Regions from separate parts of the Homo sapiens genome. Here region 1 is linked to region 2. A link is a loop called in an ENCODE intact Hi-C map of the cell type or tissue named here. Cell type or tissue: Calu3. All regions are shown on one strand. Each heading gives the region's core, and the rest is flanking DNA. Links, peaks and the distances in the headings are about the cores only.

What was found. Peaks named below come from ENCODE experiments on the same cell type or tissue, not always from the same donor. Only the 100,000 strongest peaks of a DNase experiment are listed, where the experiment ranks them.
Region 1: a loop joins it to region 2, with 5 times the contacts of the local background. A loop is called at or near these places in 3 of 110 quality-filtered maps.

Annotation. Positions count from the first base shown.
Region 1 is chr3:190,301,641-190,313,230 of GRCh38, forward strand. CLDN1 (claudin 1) reads right to left here. Exons shown (of 4, transcript NM_021101.5): 2 at 11,232-11,396; 3 at 8,529-8,613; 4 at 4,067-6,799. The coding sequence ends at 6,637. It also overlaps a transcript of CLDN16 not described here. Among named protein-coding and RNA genes, the nearest start is that of CLDN1, 15 kb to the right of the region's middle. In Calu3, for the core only: no CTCF peak of the experiment used is centred there; DNase peaks (open chromatin) are centred at 3,961, 5,001 and 5,811.
Region 2 is chr3:190,370,010-190,381,599 of GRCh38, forward strand. It overlaps a transcript of CLDN16 not described here. Among named protein-coding and RNA genes, the nearest start is that of CLDN16, 12 kb to the right of the region's middle. In Calu3, for the core only: no CTCF peak of the experiment used is centred there; DNase peaks (open chromatin) are centred at 4,422 and 5,872.

The DNA.
Region 1 (11,590 bases), core at 1,742-9,741, 68 kb before region 2:
AGCTTTGGAATCATTTTTGACAAGTCTTTTGCTTTCATACCTCACATCTAGTCAATCAGCAAAAGCAGTTGACTCTACTTTAAAGTAAATAATATCCAGATTCTAACCACTTCCTCCTATGACAGACTGCAATCATCAAGCCGTCTCTTGCCTGGATTATTGTAATAACCTTCTATATGAACTCATTGCTTCCCTCCTTATCTACTTACGGTCTATTTTTCAACACAACAGGAAGAATACTCTTACTACGTCTCAATTTAGATCTATGTTTCCTTTGATCAAGACTTATTATCTTTTGCTTTCATTCAAAGTAAAAGAGGAAGTCTTTAGAATGGTCTGTCATATCCTATATATTTTAAATCTCTTTCCCTTTATGCCTTCATTTTAAAATACTATCTTCCTAGCTTACTTCATTGCAGCTGCGTTGGCCCCTTTGCTCTTTTCTGAACATGTTGTACGTGATTCTACCTTGGGGAACTTGCATATGTTATTTCCGGAATACTTTCCTACCAGGTACCACTTGATTTGTTTCATCTCTTTTAAATTATTTCTTAAACTTCACCTTCTCATTGAAGACTTCCATTGCCACATTATTATAAACTGTTACCTTCCTCCAACCTTCTCAATAGTTCTTGGCTATTTAGTTTAGGATTATCACTGTTTAATAAGCTATATAATTAGTATATCCATTTTATTATCTGCATTCCTTACCTAGAATGTAACTTCCTGGAAGAAAGGAATTTTTGTCTATTTTATTCATGGCTGCTGGGTTGCACAACTCCAGGGGCACCATTTCCATTATTGCAGAAAATATACTGCGAATGTTAGATTCTTAAAAATATTATGTGAGGCCAGTGTGGTGGCTCACGCCCATAATCCTGCAGTTTGGGAGGCTGAGGTGGGTGGAACACTTGAGCTCAAGAGTTTGAGACCAGCCTAGGCAATATGGAGAAACCTCATCTCTAGAAAAAAATACAAAAATTAGCTGGGCGTGGTGGCATGTGTGGGTAATCACAGCTACTTGAGAGGCTTAGGCAGGAGAATTGCTTGAGTCTGGGAGGTGGAGGTTGCAGTGAAATGAGATCATGTCACTGGAATCCAGCCTGAGCAACAGGAGTGAAACCCTGTCTCAAAAAAAAATATATATATATATATATATGAATCAAACAATCAATCTATGTTTAGAAAGTATGTCTGGTAAGAGTATATTACCATATACTGAAATGGAAAATAAAGCACAAGTCAAAATTATTTTTACATGATGCTCTGTAAAAAAATAAAAAATAAGAATAAACCCCAAAGCCTATCTCTGGGAAAGGAAAAAGGGCTAGAGAAATCACATCAAATTATTTGAAAGTTCTACCTTTGGGTAATATGACTATTATAATATTTAAAATATTTATTTCCACTTTTCTGTATTTTTCTACTTTCTTCATTAATAAGTTTTAATTTTATTATCAAATAAATACATATTGTGGTAAAAAATTATCACAAAAAATAATTTTAAAACCACTGCCCTTGCTGCATTGAAGCTTATATATCTTTGCTGTATTTCACTCTCATCTTCCAGCAAGTATTCTCTGCTATTCCTCACCCTTGATCTAGATGTCTGCTTGACCCAGATCACCTATAGGCTGTTGGATTTTTTAAATAGAGTCAAGCAGCAGCAATAGACACTTAGAAAAAGCACAGCATTAATAGAAACAGGAAACTTAATTGACAAAAATGATTTCCAAAAAGAAGTAAAAGCCTCTTCAGCATAGCAATGTGTTCTATCCCAGGTCAGCTCAGTTAAGAGATCTGAGCACAGTTTTCAAACTTTATCTTTCCTAAATTGGTGTGTGGGGGGGTTTGGGTGTGTGTTCACTTTTTTTTCTATTTTGGAAAAGGGGAACAAAGCAATAAATTACAAAAATAATGAAATAAGTGAACTAAAATCACAGAAATGCTATTCAATTAAAAATAAATGAAGCAAGCTTAAGGTTTAGCTAAGGACTCTCCTGAAAATTGCACATTAAAGAGAATAACTCAGACTCCACTTTATAAATAACAACTTACCCTCCTGAACTCACATGGTTTGATAAAAAGAAACCTGTTCTTTTAAACAGTATTTACTTTGTATTATTGACTATTCTTTGGAGGTAAATTAAAAATAATAGAGAAAGGCAAGAAAGAAGATCATTTGCCAAAGAAACATGACAAAAGCATCTGAAGGACCACCTGCTTTTAACTCCTCCTTTTCCCCACAAAACACAAAAAAAAGCCCCAATCCTGAACCAGAAAATAAAGCAACAACATTAGGGAAAGGGTGAACTGACAGCAAATCTATTAAGTGCCTGGATGGGTGTTACTCAGAAAATGTTTGGGACAAGGTTGGTCCTGAGAGATGACATAGGCCTGTGGTTTGCAATCCACACAGTATGTTGAAATCCTCTGGGAAGCTCCTGCTAGGACTCTCCTCTCAGAGGTTCTGATTCCTTTGATTTGGGTGAGGCCTTAGAATTGGGAAGTTTCAAAAGCTCCCAGGTGATTCTAACATGCTGTTATGGCTAAGAGCCACTGCATGGGTCTAAGGCCTTCATTTTATGAATGAAGAAACTGGGTGGAGATCTCCGTGGCTCACCTGGCTCATCAGTGGCAGAACGAGTGCTATGTTTCAAGTTTACTTCTCTTTCCACCTAACATCCTTTGTACTGCTTCAGCCCAGGACAAGGTCTTACTCATCTCATAGCTACTTTACCCTGCCTGCATTTAATGAGGCTGGCCCTGTGATAGGTGTCCCGTAAATATTAATTAAATAAATTCATATCTAGTTTTCAATTGCTGATAATGACCATATTGGAAAACTTATCAATAGAAGTGGAGTGTGCCAACTGCCAAGGGATTTCCAGAGTTTCCAGAGGTTCAGCATTGAGAAACTCTCTGATTGCCTATTTTTAGGACTCAACAAGCCATCCCCACATAACCCTAGAAGCTGCAATGACTTCTATCAAAGTTGCATGATACCAGCTAAATGAAGAGATTTTAGGGCAGGCTGGGGGTAAATGGGGTTTTTGGGAAATGAGGAAAGAAGGAAATTCAGAGACATTACACGTGAGCCACATGTAAAATGAAGGAAATATACACAACCAGATCATACTAGGAATAATGACAGGCTGAAAAAGGTGGGAATATGGGGACAAAGTGAAGTTTTCTCTTGATCTGGGCAAATATAGAAAGTGTTAAACAAGAGGAGGAAAGGTTTGAAGAACAATGGCATTCAGATAAGGATGAGCTCACACAGAGGTGATATCTACTTGGTATGATTCACAATCCAAGTTTTCCTTTAGTTATTTTCAGGAGCACCAAGATACTTTATTGCCTTTCAAACTTCTGCTGGCCTTGGCCTTACCTTCAGATATTTAAATTCTGTAGAAACAGAGTGAGAATTCTGATGCATCTGCTTAATTTAAGGAGAATTCAAGTCAAATTGACTGGCAATGATCTTTGCACCTCACCCATCATGCTAATGTCTGAGACTCCACATTAGAGCTGCAAGCCTTTACTTATAAGCCTGGTCTCAATATGAACATTGTCCAGGAACAGGCCACACTTAAGGTTGTGTCAGTTATTGATACTTTAAGATAATGAGTGAATGAGTTCCATCACATCCTTATGGAGTAGTTTTGATCATCATCATTACAGAAACAATAATGGGTTTCCAGCAGCTGTCTTTCACTCTTCCACCTTTGTGAGGAACAAAGCCACTTAAGTTTGCACAGTGCTTTATAGTTCACAAAATATCTTCATATCTTATCATTTATTATTGTATGTCCCCTTTTTATAGATGAGAAAAAGTATTAAGTAACATCTCCTGGCATCCTCTTCTATTACCACCCTTGATGAGGAACTCAATTTGAGAGAAATAGGGCATTCTAGTGGGTGGAGCCACTCAAATTTGATAGATGGGCCAGAGGCATCATAGTTCTTTCCCAGGATCATGGTGAGTCAGATCCTGTCCCAAGCCACCTCCTCTACCAAGAATGGCAATCTTGCAATAAATGATTAGAAAACAAGCCAATAATCCTTTTTTTAAATTAAAAAACAATTTATTGAAAAAGAGTAATGCTTTATACAAATTCCTATTATAAAACCCCAAAATGTCTATTGGTCTGTTTCCAGGTGTGGTAGAAGAATATAAAAAGATCAAAATTGGATAAATTCTATTGTAACAATTTCGTTGGTCATTTTGGGCCATAAAATTTTTTTGTAATGTTTGGTAACTGATATCCACATGGAATTACACTCACACATCATGAAGATCTATGTATGTGGCAAAAGCCATTTAAATTTTAACTTCCAAAAGCATATATTCTCAGGTTTGGAAGGCACACTAAAATTTATTAGGTCCAATTCCTCATAAGACACAGTGGCTGACTTTCCTTGTGTAGTTTATTATGAAGTACCATTTCCAAACTAACTATCCTAGCAGCGTCAGCTGCCAGCTAACAGCAAGAGCTCTGAGGGCATCACTGAACAGATAGCACCTTATGAGTTATTATGATTCAAAAATCTCCCTTGCTGTTGGATTTACCAACACGTAGGCTTTTATTTCTTCCCATTACATCTGTTTAGCCACAGAAAGCATCGGGCCATACTCACTGCAGAAGATAAGACTTCCTCAGAATCTTATTTGTTTAGTGCACTCAATTTTACTTCACTGTCTCATCACTTGAGAGACTGGTTAAGGCAAGAAACCCATTTCTTAACATTTTTTTTGTTTTCAAACATTTGAAAAGCAACACCAAAACGTATGCAGTTAATTCCTCAATTCTTTCCCTTAGTATAGCACTTTTTAAATTACAAAACCACACTTACATGTATTCTATCTCACTGGATCCCCACAACATCACTGTGAGGTGGGAAGATCAGGAATTACAAACCACCGCTTACAGATGAAGCAATAAGCTTACAGCAGCCAAATGCCTTGCTCAAACACAGACGGTGATTGATAGCACCAAGACTCAAATCCAGGTCTCCAGACACCAATGCCAACACCCTTTCCATTACATCATCTTGCTCAAGTGAAATAGCATTCTGTACAGACTGGAAAAGTAAGAGCAGTTGTTAAAATGGAACAGAGCACAAACATGTCAGACACAGCTGAAAGAATGGAAATAGACTGGTAGAGAGAGGAAGGCACTGAGCCACATGAAGGTATGTGCGTAGGTTTTGTTCAGTGGAAATAGACTGGTAGAGAGAGGAAGGCACTGAACCACATGAAGGTATGTGTGTAGGTTTTGTTCAGTGGAAATAGACTGGTAGAGAGAGGAAGGCAGTGAATCACATGAAGGTACGTGTGTAGGTTTTGTTCAGTGACTTCTTCAGTGTCTCAGCCAGCTGAGCAAATAAAGACACTACATAGGCATAGTTCATGTTCAAAGAATGAGAGTAATATAAACTAATTAATATTCACACTACCTCTTCTAACTGGTTAAGTATCATTATCTCAATTTGGCAGATAGAAAAAAGAGGTAGAAAGATTAAGTGACTTGCTTACAGCTACAGAGAGAATATTTGTCACCAGATTATCACTCCAGAAAGTCTAGCACTTTGTTCAGACAAACAGACCACACCTTATTAGGAAGATATAAAACGCATGATAATTACACTTGGGAAAACAATACAATTAAGGAATGGGGAACAAAAAGGTAGTTTAGGGGGATATAAAACTATGAATAAGTAGCTTAAAAATTCAATCAATAAAGTTGTGTTACAACACCTGGGGGAACAGCATGCAGCTACTCAATTGGACAAATATTTTCAAAGCAAACAAGAGTGCTATGGGTCAGAGTACAGGGATTGTGTGGGAAGGTCAACAGGAATTTATCACTTTGGTCATGCAGAAAGATTTGCCTCCAAAGTTCTGATTTGTAATAAATTCTTCTTGGCTTTAGAAACTAAAATGTAGGCTATGAAATGTGTTAGATTCAGGAGATAGAGACCAATGAAACACAAAACAAATAAGGGCTTAATAACGATGCAAGTGCTATAAGATTATGGTAAAAAATAAAATAAGTATATGAAAAGGGCACGCATGAAGAATTGAAAGAATTCATCCTTGGTAAATTAGGCTAGGTCTTGTGGCAAAGGCACCCAAAGCTAATGAAGAAGAGTAAATGATATTTGACTGTTACATATGTATATATAGACGAAAAAGAAAATATACCAATAAACATCTTCATCAATATGGAATTAAATACATTTACCTATTTTAGAGATATTTTAAGTATGCTAGTATCAACATAATGAGAATAGTATTTTACTGTCTATTTTTAATAGAAAAACATGTATATATACATATCTATATATATTTAAGGAGCACCCCTTCCCCCAGTTGAGTATGATTACTCAATGGGAAGCAGTAATACAAATGGAAAAATCTTCCCTCCTATATTGAGGAAAGAAGATAAAATAAGATTAAGCCATGTTTAGCACTGAGTATTTTAACACATGGGTTTTTTGTTTGTTTGTTTGTTTTGTAATACCATACTTCAGATTACAATACCCAAAATTCTAAGGTCCTAATGTTAATGATAGTATCTCAATGTCCATTTTCGGTTTGTTTCAACATGATTTTCTCCTTTTGCCTCTGTGTCACACGTAGTCTTTCCCGCTGGAAGGTGCAGGTTTTGGATAGGGCCTTGGTGTTGGGTAAGAGGTTGTTTTTCGGGGACAGGAACAGCAAAGTAGGGCACCTCCCAGAAGGCAGAGAGAAGCAGCAGCCCAGCCAGTGAAGAGAGCCTGACCAAATTCGTACCTAAAAGGAAAAACCCATGTGCTTGTTAATCAGTGAATTATTGGCAACTTTTCTAATATAATAAAAGGAAAAAAAATCAATACTCATTGTATTTTTTTCATTGAAAATAACCCCTGAATATCCCTTGGGAAGTACTTTAAGATTTCTGAACATACACGCCAAAGAATGTTTATATTGCAATTGGTGACAATTTGCAATAGTAGATCAGGAAATAACACATGTAATACCAGGTTAATTACACAAATAATTCCAAGGACTTTTCCATATATAGGATACTTGTAAAGCATGTTTATATGTTTTAGAAGTAGGGTTTGGATCATGGTTCCTAGGCTGAAACTTAGCAAAGGAAGCTTTATCACTAAGTAGTAATCATATTCTATAAAGAAACTGATAGAGCATAATGGAGATAATCAGAGCTTTGAACAGATGATCCATTGGTCCCAGGCACCTATACAATCTGAAATCCAAATCTTATGGTTTTGTAAAGAAAAGTTCTAAGCAGCCCATGAACCATTCTGGATTAAGCTGATCCAGGCAGATGTATTAAAGCAGACACTTAGGGTGGGGTATCTGTGAGTGATTATGGACAATACGGAAGAGTAGAGAAGGGTTGGTTCTATAAGTTATAAGGCCAAGTCTAAATCCTGATGCAGACTCTCAACTGCTGCAATTCTGGGATAGCAACTTCACCTCTCAGCCTCAGTTTCTCCTACTCTCAAAGCAGGATAATCCCACCTGCCTCAATAGACTGCTTTTAGGATCACATGCAATAATGTAAATAACAATTGCAAAATGGCTGGCAATTTATAAAGTGCTTTCCTGTGCATTACTGGTGTTATTACCTTGGCGAAATTTTAGCCTACTGACCTCTAGCAGTTTCTATTCTTACACTGTAAATCTTATGGGATGGGCTCCAACACAACCATTGCAGTATGTGTTCTCCCATATGTGGGTGATTATATAAAAAGAAACACATCTTATCTCTCCAAACACTGAGGTTTTTCATCCATTCATCTAAGCACTCAACAAACAATAATTATATTTTAACATCCTGACTGAATGTAGTTATTAGGCATTAAAGATGTGAAGACAGTGAGATGAAGAGCCTCGTCTCTGATTAAAGAATGTTGTTACACGAGAGCTAAGAATCAGCTCAACTTGCACAACCTGCAGTATTAAGAAAGATGACCTTTGTAAAGCCAATTTTACAGTTGTGAAAGAACAAAAAATTTCAAGGTGGTATCTGAACATACTAAAAACATACATAATAGCTTTACGTGTAAAAATGAACTGTTGGGAATGAAGTATTATTCATTAACCCCTATAGTAGTATAATTTTTCTCAATCAATCATAAACTGTGCATTAGTTACAAATAATCTTAGGTAGGTGTTGTAAACATCAGAATACACTTCAAAAAGGAAATTTCAAATATATTAACATCTTTATTAATATTTGAAAAAACAAACAAAAGAAAGCCCAGTTATACAGTTGAAAAGCACAGAGCTTGAAACTTTTCTACTTTGGAAGGTATTTTGTCATCAATACAGGGTGTTAAAGCAATTATCAAACTCATTTTGACATAAGTCAGAGATCATTTAAATTGTTTGTAGGTTTGACATAAAATTCTTGAAAGCAAATCTGGGAAATGATGGCACTAGCAGGACTTTGTAGAATATAAAAAGGGCATTTTCTCAGAAAACAAACTATTTTACGCCTGAATAGCGTTACCTGGCATTGACTGGGGTCATAGGGTCATAGAATTCTTGAACGATTCTATTGCCATACCATGCTGTGGCAACTAAAATAGCCAGACCTATAGAAATTCAAAACAAAAGACTGTTAATCACCATGGAACACTGAGCCTAAATACACAACCTGTTAAACCAAAACATATTTTGCAAGAATTAAATCTCATCAATAGTGTTGACATTTTTATTTTGGTATTAGGGAGATTAGAAGTCCAGATATGATTTATTCCAAGTATCTATTAAAATATAAAAAAATACTAGGTTGGCATTAGACAAAATTTATACTTTTTTATGATATCTTGGCACAAATAATTCTTTTTTGGAAACAATTAGGCAGGTGTATGTTGTACAAAATCTCTTTTAAATATGCTGTTATACATTAGGATACTAAACTACATTTGATAAAACTATTGTCATTATTAGTACAGGTAGAATTACTTGCAAAAGGGGAAGATGAAAACTCTTCTATGTTCTTGATCAAACTCAAAATTTACATTTCTGCAGAGTCAAAAGGAATGCAAGCAGCTAGATAGAGTGAGATCAGGACATGTCTCAGAATGGACCAGAATACCTGCATTACTACTGCCCCATTGGCCAAGGGAATACCTGATATAGGTATAGGTTGGCCTGAGATTTGTTGAGGGTGCCACATCAGATCAATTTATGCAACCCAATCTCAATTTCCCATGGCATTTTATATTCAATGATAGCAGAGAAATCATTTAGTCAAAATCATTCACTTAATCATTTATAAGATGTATAAAATACTTCATTTTTTTATCAAAAAAGTTAAATAACTTTTTTGTAGTAATTCTAAGTATTCATCAATATAGATAGATTAGATGTTTCTATGCTACTGTCTCTCCCCAGCCAAAAACATGGTCCAATGTAATTGCCTCTAGACATGACAGAAAACACTATTGCTTTTGGCTTCTCAAATAGACCATGCGAATGGTCTTGAACTTGTGATGCTTACTCCTAAGAGAAGTCCCTGAAACTGGAATAGGAGTGATGCAGTCACATGTGGGAGTTACAAGAAGGCAAGCGAAGGAAGAATGCAATGCATTTCATCCTCATCGTCTTCCAAGCACTTCATACACTTCATGCCACGATGGCCACAAAGATTACTATTCGCAGCCTTTGATATAAGAGTAAATTATTGGGAATAAGACACTATCCATGCCTTTTCAGAGAGGAGTCAATTTGTATTTGGGTAAACTGAGAGACTGGTCATTTTAAACTAACCACATCTTTAGCAAAGCCACAGATACTCTTCCTCAATTACTGGTTAAACTGACATATTATACTGAAGCAAAAGCCCCTACAAGTCTTCTGTCAAAAAGAAAATAAGAAAATAAAGTCTATTCTAGTTTTTTTCTATTAGTAGATTTGTATCATTAATTATATCTGTTATTTTTTTAAAATAATATACTATAATATACTACATATATAATATATGCATCTAATACCTAATATAGAGAACATATAGTAGTCTATTATTATAGCTGTATAATTTATATGGAGATTATCAACATATATAACACAGTGTATAGATATAAAGATATATATATACACACAGAGAGATTGCATATGTATGTACATATACACACGTAAGTATACATACACTATAATTTTTTAAATAGGCATTATTATAAAGCTTTGAAATAATGCTGTCCATGTTTTCTGACTTTGATTTTCTCAAATGACACATAATGTAACTTATCAATCAACACTTGAATTAAAAAACAGATATTTCTTTTCTTTTCTTTTTTCTTTTTTTTTTAGACAGTCTTCTGTTGCTTAGGCTGGAGTGCAGTGGTGCGATCTCGGCTCCCGAGTTGAGGTGATTCTCATGCCTCAGCCTCTGGAGTATATGGGATTACAGGCGTGCACCACCACACCCAGCTAATTTTTGTGTTTTCAGTAGAGATGGGGTTTCACCATGTTGGCCAGGCTGGTCTTGAACTCACGACCTCAGGTGATCCGCCCTCCTCAGCCTCCAAAAGTGCTGGGATTACAGGCGTGAACCACCACACCTGGCCTAAAAAACACGTATTTATTTTAAATGGAAAATATAATATTATTTTATCAAAAAAATTTAAAGGTATTTCTGTATTTTTTTTTTCCTAACTGCTTTAAACTGACCATTCCAACAGGCCACCTCTACTCCAGTTGGCCTTTCTTTTCATTGATCTACAGGCACATCCTGTTTATTCTCGAATTAGATCTGCCCAGCTGGAATGCTATCCTTATTTTTCTCCAATAATCCCAATCCTTCCATCCCTCACAGACCTGAAGGGTTCACATATTCTTGTGTTTTCTCTCACTACTCCCCATCTTTTCCACATAGTATCTGTGGAGACACCATAGGAATTATCTGAATTACATGAACTTCCTCCTTAGCGTTTGCTAAATAGTGAACAACTTTCTTCACTGGAAGAGACTGGTTCTAACAAACCAGTTGCCACTTGAAACTTCAACCAATAGACCTGTCAGATGTGAGCAGAGCTCTCACATTTTCATTTAGTTTGTGTTTGAGAACATGAAAGTCAACTGGACTTCAGGTCTATGTTTGCAGTTTGCCTTAGAGACTGAAATCAAGTATAATGAATCCAACGTAATAGATTTCAAATCATACCAGGAACAGGTTAGTAAGGTGAAAGGGGGGCACAGCCTCTATTACCTGCAAGAAGAAATATCGCACCCCCAATGACAGCCATCCTCATCTTCTGCACCTCATCGTCTTCCAAGCACTTCATACACTTCATGCCAACGGTGGCCACAAAGATTGCTATCACTCCCAGGAGGATGCCAACCACCATCAAGGCACGGGTTGCTTGCAATGTGCCTGGCAGAAAACATTTTAAAACATGTAAAAATATGCTTGGACCAACAAGAGAAAAATGGAAGAAGACCAAGTATATGTCACTGTTGTATGGAAGAGAGAAAACTGGACTAGGAATCTAGAGACCCCAGTCATACTGATGTTTCCGCTGGTAACCCAATATACAGTATCTTCTCCAGAAAAACAAATGCCAGGCT
Region 2 (11,590 bases), core at 1,142-9,141:
TGTTTTTACCCTAAATAGCTGACATTCTTTTATATGATAGGTATGACAACGTAGTAGAAAGGCAAGAGCACTAAATGGGCCATTAGGAAACCTGGGCTCTGAAACTGGAATTGTCACTAGCATTTCTGGAACGTTGAAAGGGTCTCTTTCCTTTTAAGAAATATCTTAGAAGCATTCTAGCTCTGCTATTTTAAGTCTCTAAGATTGGATTGAAAGATGTGGTGAATCATTAGGTGTAGGTTTTGCTTCTTCAGCTATTTCCATATAATCCTGAAAGTTATGCCATTCTCTAAAAGAAAGACAGTAAAGTAAATATTTCCTCAATTTATGTTGTATCTTTAGCTACCTACTTTATGAGCATACTCATTAACTTAAACTTAGTATTTTCCAAACAAATTTTAGTGAATGATTTGAGTGTCATACATCTTGGTTATCATCACTACCAAGTTAGTATCACTCATTACGGCTTGGTTGTAAAAATTTAGAGTTTCTAAATGTGGCCATGCTTGTTGTGCATAACTTACCTGCAGGGGTGTAATTCACATGGCTATGATCTGAATGATGAGCTAAACCTACGTCATGTGCAACCTGCAAAAAAAGTGTTTTGATTTTAAGTGCACTCATGACAGTTGTGATGGTTAATACTGAGTGTCAACTTGACTGGATTGAAGGATGCAAAGTATTGATTCCTGGTGTGTCTGTGAGGGTGCTGTTAAAGGAGATTAACATTTGAGTCAGTGGGCTGGGGAAGGTAGACCCACCCTTAATTTGGGTGGGCACCATCTAATCAGCTGCCAGTGTGGCCAGAATATAAAGCAGGCAGAAAAATATGAAAAGGCTAGACTGACTTATTCTCCCAGCCTACATCTTTCTCCTGTGCTAGATGATTCCTGCCCTCAAACATCGGACTCCAAGTTCTTGAGTTTTGGGACTCAGACTGGCTTTCTTGCTCCTCAGCTTGCAGATGAACTACTGTGGGATCTTGTGATCATGTGAGTTAATACCTTTATATATATATATATATATATATAAAATATATATGCATATATAAATTTATATAAACAAATATAAATGTATAAATATATAGGGTATAATATATATATATTTATCCTATTAGTTCTGTACCTCTATGGACTATCCTATTAGTTCTGTTCCTTGCAGATGGCCTATTGTTGGATCTTGTAATCATGTGAGTTAATACATATATATAGTATAATATATACATATTTAATCTATTAGTTCTGTCCCTTTAGAGAAACCTGACTAATACAACAGTTAAACATCTCATATAGGCAAGTAGATAGATATACATGAGTCATACATATGTGAGGGTTATGCTTGCTCATGATAATTTCTTTTTAGTTTCTCTGACTTTCCTGCTGTCTCACGCTTCCAAACCCTACACTTCGTAGGTTCACTGCCATGCCAGGATATAGGAACAAGTGCATCTCTATTAAGAAGGAACTTAATAAGTCATAGACCAATAGTCCAGGCAGAAGGAATCAGGTCAGACTCTGATGTTCTCAATTTTCCCACTAATGCCTGCTCTTGAAATTACATTCCCAGCCTGTTCCTTGGTACCCAAATTATTTGCTGGTTTCCTTCAAAAAAAAGTCAGATCTATGAAGTAGTGATTTTTGTCTATTTATTCACTGATATAATCCCAGGCTGGAGGAAAGCCTTGAATTAGGAGGTGATCCATAAATATTTGTTGAAGCAGTTCATTAATAAATATTCTGTCCAATTCAACTGGCAGCTGGTAATTTGCTCATTCCTGAACCCTAGTTCCAAGTCAGATGCTCAGTCTGCCAAAATTTCTGCCATTTTCCTTGGTTATGTAAATTGAGAGACACCAGATTCCCTGACACTGAAGCCCACATATCTGCTGTCCCAGGTCACCGAACATCTACCTGGCTGGGCTGTTGACTGCCCTTGGCCACCATAAGTTTTTGCGTCTGTGCTCTCTTTCTTGAGCTGTTTGCCCTCACATATAAGGGTGTCTTAGTCTGGCTCTGAGCACCTGCTCCAGTGTAAGATGTGTTTTATCTCAGGTCCCATGCCCTGTCTCACAGTCTTTCTCACTCCCCACTTAGGTCACATCCCAGCAGGATTAGCTATACTTGAGGCCGGCTAAGGATGAGTCTTGTATTTGGACAGCATTTGGAAATTATTTTTTTCAACCCAAGACTTGGAAAGCTTTGCAAACAGAGGGAGACACCACTGTCAGCCTCATTACCAACACTTTCAGGATAGACACCCAGCTCCTTCACATCCCTGAGAGTGGGGAAATTTACTGATGTTCTCTGAACTCCAGTTTCCTCACAAACAAACCAAAATTAGAGCTAGTATTGAGCCTGGCACAGTGGAGCCTACCTGTTTACCCAGATACTCAAGAGGCTGATGCTGTAGTATCACTTGAGGCCAGGAGTTTGAGACAAGGCTGGGAAACATGTTGAGACCCCCTTCCCCCCCAAAATAAAAATAATTTAGTTGGGCTTGTCGCACACACCTGTAGTTCCAGCTACTTTGGAGGCTGAGGTGGGAGGATCAATTGAGCCTAAGAGTTTGAGGCTGCAGTGAGCTGTGAATGTCCTACTACCCTCCAGCCTTGGTGAAAGAGCAAGACTAGGCCTCTAACTAAAAATAAATACATAAATGAGTTAAACAAAAATGAGCTAGTATTTGTGAACCTGTGTAATGTGGCCCTTTGTCCCTAGCAATTTCATTCAAATTAGCTTTCCTTCAATCCTCTCCTTAAAGGAAAACATAAAAGCAGTCATTTGTCAAAGGCCTTCTTTAAGTATCAAGGTCTTCCCAATACGAGGGGCTTGTACCTGTATCTGATCTGCTTTTGTGAGCCTGAATCTTTAGCTCCATGGAGCCCAGTTCCTGTTTCCTGACTATTGACCCCAGCCATTTAACCCCTCATCTTTTTCTTCCTTCTAGCATTTCTGCCTGTGTCGGAATCCTTACTGTACATGCTGATAATCTGCCTGACTCTTCAAAGGGCAGCCCCTTTGTTTGTTCTGCCTTCCAGTCCCTGACATAGCCTACCTGCTCTGTCTCTCAGGTGTTCTTTATCTGACATTTGTAGCATTTAGGAAATCCAATTTAGTATAAGAATTTTAACAGCTGAGAAGTCCCTTCCCTTTCTCCTTATACTTTGAAAATGAGGCTCAAGGCAGTGATATGATTTTTCTAACATAATAAATATCTGTTTCAGCAGGGGTTGCAGGGTTTCTAGAGCCTTAGTCCATTGACTCACCCAATCTGCTCCTTGTCCCTCATTCATCCTCAGGGAGTCACTGGGCCTATTAGCCAGCAAATTCTTACTTTACACCTACGACCACAGCAGCATTTTATGAACAGTTTCATTAATCATACAAGCTAAGAACATATAATTTTATGAGTAACTCATTTAGAACAAATACATTTGTTCTCTGATTCTCAATCTTCTTGAAAAGCTGCAAAGAAATTTTGACTTAATGCTTTTTTAACATAAAGGCTGTAAGAAAGACTATTCTTTACTAAACTTGTTAAGTATAGTTTGAGTGGTTAGGCCTCAAATATAGTTATAATGCATTGCATTTAACTAATTTATATTGCCTTAAATAATGCTGTTGTGCATTATTTAAGATAAGATTATTTAATCTATCAAGACAGGTTGTGAGCTCTTAGAGAACAGGTGTCAGTCATCACTGATTATCCAATAGCTAGTCCAGCGCTCAGGACGCATTTTTATTGCATGAAGAAATTCTTCAGAGCTAGTCAATGATGTAGGAAATATAGATGATAGTGGTATATATTTTAAATTGCCTATAATGTGCCCATATTAAAAAAAAAAAAAGAAAACAGATCAGTATTGTTTTGGTGGTCTGGCAAGAGACCTGAGAGATCCTTATACATTTCCCTTGCAAGTAAAAGACTCATCTTACTTGTTAGGAAACTTCTGAATTCCCCTTTTTCTCCATTTGGATGGAAGAAACTTCTCAGTGGCTGAAGTTTAGCCCCAAATGCTTATATTTTCTTCTGAATGATAAAAAAAAATGAGGAGGAATTTTAAGCAGCAAAATTTTAGCTCGTTGGGTTTTATGTCATATAAACATAGAACTCAGTCATAGAAAGGTTTTGGAGAGATCAAAATGCAAGTAAAAATCTCCAGATTCCAAGAATCCAGAATAGTCTACCATATGAGTAATGGAATCATCAATCTGTGGAGTCATTGGTTTTCTCTATTTTCCTTCCAGCCCTGAAAAACATTGTGTGTGTGTGTGTGTGTGTGTGTGTGTGTGTGTGTGTGTGTGGTTTTCCCTGAAGCAGAGTCAGAGACCCTTAATTTGCACAGGGCCAAATGTGTAAGTTATCAACAAGTTCCATGAATTGCTTTTGACCAGAAAAAGTTTACAAAGGATGCCAAAGTTCATAAAAGATGCCATTTAAGGGAGTGGCAAGCTAAGTGTTTGCTTCCCTTTCCTGCCCTAACACCCTTATAACAATCCATTCTTTATCACTCTGCAGGACTGAACTCGTTGTTGGCCACCTGTTTGGAAAACCATTCTCTTGTGGTTGGATCTAACACATACAGCATGTGAAGGTCAGCATGTTAAGTTTTCAGTTTTTTCCCACATCTAGACATTAGCTTTCTAGATAGATCCAGGCATATCATTTATCAATCTTACTTCTTCAGTTTTCCATCATTTATTTTCAAAAAGAACAACAACACTTGTTAGTTAAAATAAACAAAAAAGAAAGTTTGTTTTTAAAAAGACCAAGGCTACTAAACCTAAAACAATATTTCAAAAATTCTACATGTATTGTGTGCCGATTTTTATTACTATTTTTGGTCTAGTTTTAAGTATTACTAATGAGAATATAAGCAGAGAGTAAATAGGACTTGATATCTTAAAAATAAAGGTAGAGAATAGGGAACAGTTAAATAAGTTTACATGGCATTAGATTTACAAGTATCTTGGATTTATATCTATACTATATTTCCTTATAAAAAGAGGCATATACTTATAAAACTTTTAAAGGTACCTTGTGTGTTATTGCAAGGAATTATCTTTTTATTTGTCTATCTCCTGCACTTCATCCCTCATTTTTATTTATTCAGAAGGGATGTTTAAACTCCTGTTGGTGAGATGCACTTTAGGAGAAGTGATAAGATAACCCTACTTTTTTCTTTCATATATAATTCCTTAAGGTCAAAGAAATAATCTTTGTTTAATAACTTACTGACAGCATTTTTGCAAATGTTAACTGACCAAGGGGATTTAGGCTGTTTCATTTTGTTTTCCAACTTGGTATTTAATTTTGCTTCAGCCTCTAGGCTCTTTGGAATGCCAAGGCTGCAAGTGTAGAATGGCTACAGATCTAGAGAAAGCTATTGGCCATTGCAGGAACTCAGATGAAAAAAGATCACATGCTGGAATTAAGAGGAAGTACCTCATACATGACTATGGGTCATGCAGGAAGAAACCAATTTGTTTTATGGTTGATCCTAGTTCCAGTTGAGAGATTTAGACATTGCTACACAAAGCAGATAGCAGGGGGTTAAAAAACAGGTTGTTATGGTACTACTTGAAATTTTAGATGTAAGTAAAACCAGATATTCATTAATGCATTTGCTTGTTCTTCACTTATCTCTTTATTAAACATTTACTGTTGATCCCAGTTTGTTTCCTTTGAGTCTCCCCTCTATCCAGCGAGGTTTTTGTGGGTTAATGCAAAATGAGTGCCTCACAGGTTTTCCATTTTTAGAAGATTCGGCTTCTGCAACTAAATTGTTACTTTCCTCTGGTCATCTTCTTTCACTGATTCTTGTTCATCTCTTCACCCTTGCCTCTCAGTTAAACATTCACACCCCTCCCCCCACAAAAAAACACCCTGAGTTGTCACCTGGCTTCAAACGTATGTCTCTGCTGTGCCAGTATCTTGATCTCAGATCACTTCTGGCAGAATAATTCCAGTAACCCCCTCCATTTTTGCCAAGCAGCACAATTATTCTCTTGTACTTTTTGTTTGTTTTAGTGGCAGGTACTACTAGGTATAGCTTGGAACTGAAAGAACAATAGGGTTGGATGTTTGAGGCACAATTCTCAAAGGAATCCACATCATTGACTTCAGAATATGTTGTGCTGAAACTATCAATTACAGATTTATTATTAAGAATCCTGTACCAATTTGAGCACATAAGACTTTCCCTAGCATTTGTGCAGGAGAACCGCATTTCTGAGGAGTATTAAATGGTCATAAGGATTGTATTCTGAGAATATTAATGATATGAAAGATTAGAAAATTAAAGAAATATAAAATTTTGATAATTCAACAACAGAAATGAAAGGTATGTTGATGATTACTGAAGAAGTCACAAAATTGAAAAAAAAATCTTAGTCTCCGACCTTCAGGAGCTGAGAACTTGGTGGGAGAGATGCACAAACACATAAATATAAGTAAAACTATAAAGTGTTATGAGAGAAAAATCAACAAAAGCATCTTCCATAGGAATATACAGCAAGGAGAGAGTAATTTTAACCAAAAGAGTCTGAAAAAGTTACGGGAATATAAAGGGGTGTACATGGTCATGTTGTAGGCAGAGGAAACAATTTGAGTAAATAAGCTAATGATTTGCAAACCGAATGTATTCGTTTAGGTATCCAAACTTAATCACTGATCTAATGCTGCCATGAGAGAAATGTAAGGCATTTCTCTGCCCATAAAGAATTCCCATCCTGGTAAGGAGAAGAGACACAGAGAATTACAGTTTGATAAGTGATGTAACAGGAAGAGGTAGACTCAGAGAAGCTATCTCAGGCAGTTCTTTCTCAGAATCTCCTGGTAATTCAATTTTAAGAAATGGCAATGCCTGTAAATCACTATTTATCTGGGCATCTGATGTTTAATAGCAATTCCCAGGTGACTCTGGTGATCAAACAGGCTTTAGAATCAACTAACTATCGGATGATGAAACCTGAGTCTAGACAGAGGCAGAGAAGCTAGTTAAGTGCTGAAGGAGTGAGGAAAGGAGAAGGACAGAAATCTTCCAGGCAACGGGAAGAGCCTTTTTTGGATGCCAGAGAAAATGTTACTGGGTTCAAAGGAACTGTATGCATTTCAGAACCGCAAGAAAACAGGGTACATATTAGGGATGCATAAGAAGTGAATCTAGAGAGGAAAAGAAGAACCAGCTTGGGAAAGATCTGCATATTGTGCTGCATACTTTGCAGTTTTTTCTGCTATTGATGAGAATCTTTAAAAAGATAGGAATGTGGTAAAGGAAGCACCAAGCAAATGCTGCTGCTAATGCATTTGATATCCAAATAACTTTTTTTTTCACTTCTGTTTAAGTTCTTGGGTTGAAACATTTTACTAAAAATGGAGGTCACATGGTCATCATCCTTCTATCATAAGAGTTTGTACTCTTGGGTTCCATTTGGGTCTCCGTTAGTTTCATCTCTGCAAATAAGTTTAGTTGAGCTTTGTCCCTGGTAAAACAAAACAAAACAAAGCAAAACAACTCTGTATTTTGAGATTCTCTGTTTAAAGTCTCCTTAGATGTGAAAATAAGTAACAGTTACTGGTTTGTATTCAATGTATGTTATTAATCACTATGAAAAGCTCTAAAATCTCTGTTTTCTGATTAGTGATCTTTGGTTGCCAAAAAATTCCAGTGAAATATAGTTCTTTAAGCCCTTGCTAAGAGCAAGATGTGTGTGTAAATTCTGCGAGTGATAAGAGGGTGAGCGGGCACCCTCTCTGCCCTTATGAATCTTACAGGTAGAGCTAAAAGTGTAAAGAAGGTTTGAGTCTTAGGTTTCTCGTTAACAGCTGTCATCCTGGGAAAATACTTGCCTGCAACCTTATTTATTCATCTGTAAAAGGAATTCCTGAACAAGAGTATCTCCAAACTCCTTTCTAGTTTTAACTAGGAGTTTCCAGAAATCTAGCAGAGAAAGATATGGGGATAACAAAGTAGAAGTCTATATTGCATAGTGTTATTTAGGACCATGTTCTCTGGAGTCAGTCAAACCTGGGTTTAAATCCTGGCTCCATTATTTACTTACTGGAAAAACTGGGATAAGTTACCACCCCAATCATCTGTTTCCTTGTCCATTAAACACATGCTTATAATAGTGACTACCTCTTATATAATTATTATTACAACAAGCAAAGAGCTAATAATAATTCAAAGAAAAGGTCACGTATGAATGAGGGCTCACAATGCACTTACAAGAAGACAGCAATTGAGAAGATCCTTGAAGATGAAGGAGGGTCTCAGTAGGTAGAATCAGCAGACGAGAGATAAGAGACAAAAATGAGAGAAGTTCTTTCTAAAGGAGGGTAAAACTCACAAGGTTTTCACACATGTAGAGAACAGGATATACAGTACAATAGAACCTTCTACCTTTCATGAGTGATGCTTCCCTGAGGGCTGATCACTCATGATCACTCATGATTGAAACTACTTCACTGATAAATTCAAGGGAATGAAGTGACTTGCTTCATCGTTTCAGCAGAGAGCTTTCATGAAACCAGGATGGCAGTCCAAATATCATGGGTGCCAGGCCCTGATTCCATCCTATTCAATGGTAGATGAGTTCTTACGTATGAGTCCTGCTGTCGGATCTTGATGAGTAAGGGTTTGGACAAGTAACAGGTGAAATGGAAACTTGTTCCTGAATAAGTGCCAGTTTTGAGTAGGCCTCACTCTCCTTGGGAGGACTTCCATCTCCCTGACTCATCTACATTGGCTTTTGTAATTTCCACTGGACGTTTGCCTGTGTTCTACTTTGCTTGTCTTGGATCCAAACTCCAATTCTGCCACTTTCTAGCTGTGTCAGGTTGAATAAGTCACTTAATATATAGTCCTCATTTTCGTCATCTATAAAATGGTGATATGATGCCTTTCTAATTATGTCTTGTAGTACAAAATAAAAATAAATACAAATGTTTATATACTCCAATTGAATATGATTAAAATGAGGAATAATGATAGTTATTTCCATTAATTCTTCAAAAACTGGGCTATAGACCTTTGAAAATTTGAGGCGTAAGCAAAGAAACGTACTTGATTTGTTGTTGTTGAGCCTCAGTTACATAGATTGGCTTTCTATAATGGTCAGATCAACTGAACAATTGTCAAAGTTTCACCTCCTTCATTTCAATACAATATAAGCTAAAAAATTCTGAAGTGTACCTTGGACTGAAACCAAGTTTCTATAATTCCAGTCCATTTTTCTATTAAAATGATTAGCCTCTTGAATGTAAAATGTATTCCAAAATAAACTACACTATTACAGGGTCACCTTAGAAGGATCTCTTTAGAATGCTCACAGTAAAATATCTCATCTGATAGAAAGATAGCAAAAATCTATCGAGAGCCTAAATACTATTGGATACCCTCCCCCAACTAGAATATCTTGTTCACTGATGAATTTCTGGTGCCTAGCACAATGTATGGCACATAGAATTCATTTGTTCATTTATTAATTCACTCAACATATATGTATTAAAACCCAGAATTTAATAAAGCTAGTCACACAATCTTTATTCTCATTGGGCTTCAACAAACAAACAAACAAACAACATCATCATGTGGTCATCTACAATGATACATTCACTGTACTTGGTATTGCTGTGCATGTACAAGCACAGGCAAAAGAAAGCATCCCTGCTCCTAAGTTGTTTATAAGATGCTTCTCACGAACACATTTCTTAATACAGTGATGCACATTCACAAGTCTTTGTCTTTGTTCAAGATGTTTCCCTTTAGGAACACTCCCTTCTTTTCTAAGAAATTCTTATTATTTAAGAACTACATCAACCATTATCTTTTCCATGAAGCTTTTTGTAATGAGTTTCCAGAGGCATTAATCATTTCCTCATTTATGGTCCTATAACATTTTGTGGAAACATGTATTTCAACATTGTAGACCTAGATTGATCTATCTATGTCTATCAACTCTGTCTATCTATCTATCTATCTATCTATCTATCTATCTATCTAAACTTCTATTTGCCTGCAAGCTTCTTGAGTGGCATTCTATTAATCTATAGTTACTAAGTGGCTGACCTAAGCCTGACATATTCTCTACTTGGTGAATCCCATTCCTTCCTTTCTTCCTTCCTTCCTTTTCTTCCTTCCCTCCCTTCCTTCCTTCCTCCCTTCCTTCCTTTTCTTCCTTCCCTCCCTTCCTTCCTTCCTCCCTTCCTTCCTTTTCTTCCTTCCCTCCCTTCCTTCCTTCCTTTCTTCCTTCCTTCCTTCTGTTTTTTGGTTATAGACTAATAAACATCATCTAGAGGTATCAAATATATAGAAAGCTTAATTGTGACATACTAAACTATCCAGTTACTGATTCTAAGTCCAACAAAAAGAGAGGAGAGTAACTGAAGATATCAATTTGGGCTTCACAAAGTTAATATTTATTCCTGAGGGATGGTTAGGATTATGATAAATGGTAGGGAAAATAAAAAAGCATTTTAGGCAGAAGAAATTGCATAAATATGTTGAGAGACTGAAGTATTCATGGGTTAAGAAGAAAGCATACAATTGACCAATGAGATCTAATTAAACTAAAGGGCTTTTGCACAACAAAAGAAACTATCAACAGAGTAAACAGACAACCTACAGAATGGGAGAAAATTTTTACAATTTATTATGCATCTAACAAAGGTTGAGAATTGCTTGAACCCAGGAGGCAGAGGTTGCAGTGGTCTGAGATCGCGCCATTGCACTCCAGCCTGGGCGACAAGAGTAAAACTCCATCTAAAAAAATAAATAAATAAAAATAAATAAATTAGTAAAATTTTTAGTTGTGTATCAAGAAATCTGGACAATCAAAGCCTGAAGTTGCTTCCCCTTATTGAGAAGAAGGAAATGGAAATGGTTCTATAAAATTAACTGATGCAAGGCAGGGTTCCCGGTACCAGAGCTAAATAGGACAGCATGGAAGTTATTCAGATGAACAATGAGTGTGAGTACAAGTTGCACCCTAAGGAATACTAAGTATAAAAGATGGGGAACCCAAAGTTAATTCTCAAGTCCAAAGGTCAGGACTGGAATACAAATGACAAATAAACTACAAAGGCTGCAAATTCAGGAAGCCATTAGAAGATAGGGAGGTGACGCCGGTGCAGTGCAAACAGCGAGAAAAAGAGTAAAGGGAGAGAACTCTTGGTAATTTCCTAAAATACAATTGATTAGAACTTGTTTTTATTAGTTTCCCCATACCTGGTTGGTGGGAGTTCACTCTGGTTTAAAAGTGTAAGTAGATGGAAGTTTAAGTTTACAGGTAGCAGTAAAAAAAGATGCTACCTAATCTGTTGCTTGATCACTGTTACTCTCTTGTCTAAAACCTTCAGTTACTCTCAAAGATAAGTTCAAATTTATCCATGCTCCTTCATCTGGAACTGAAGATCTTCCACAAGGTTACCATCACCTGCCACTCCAGCTTCATTTTCTTATGCTGACCTAAACATATGCTAAACTCTGGACATACCAAAGTACTCACTCACTGCTTCTTAATTTAATACTTACTCCTACTGCCTCTAGGCCCTTGATAATATTATTTCTATCCCTGATGTGATTTAG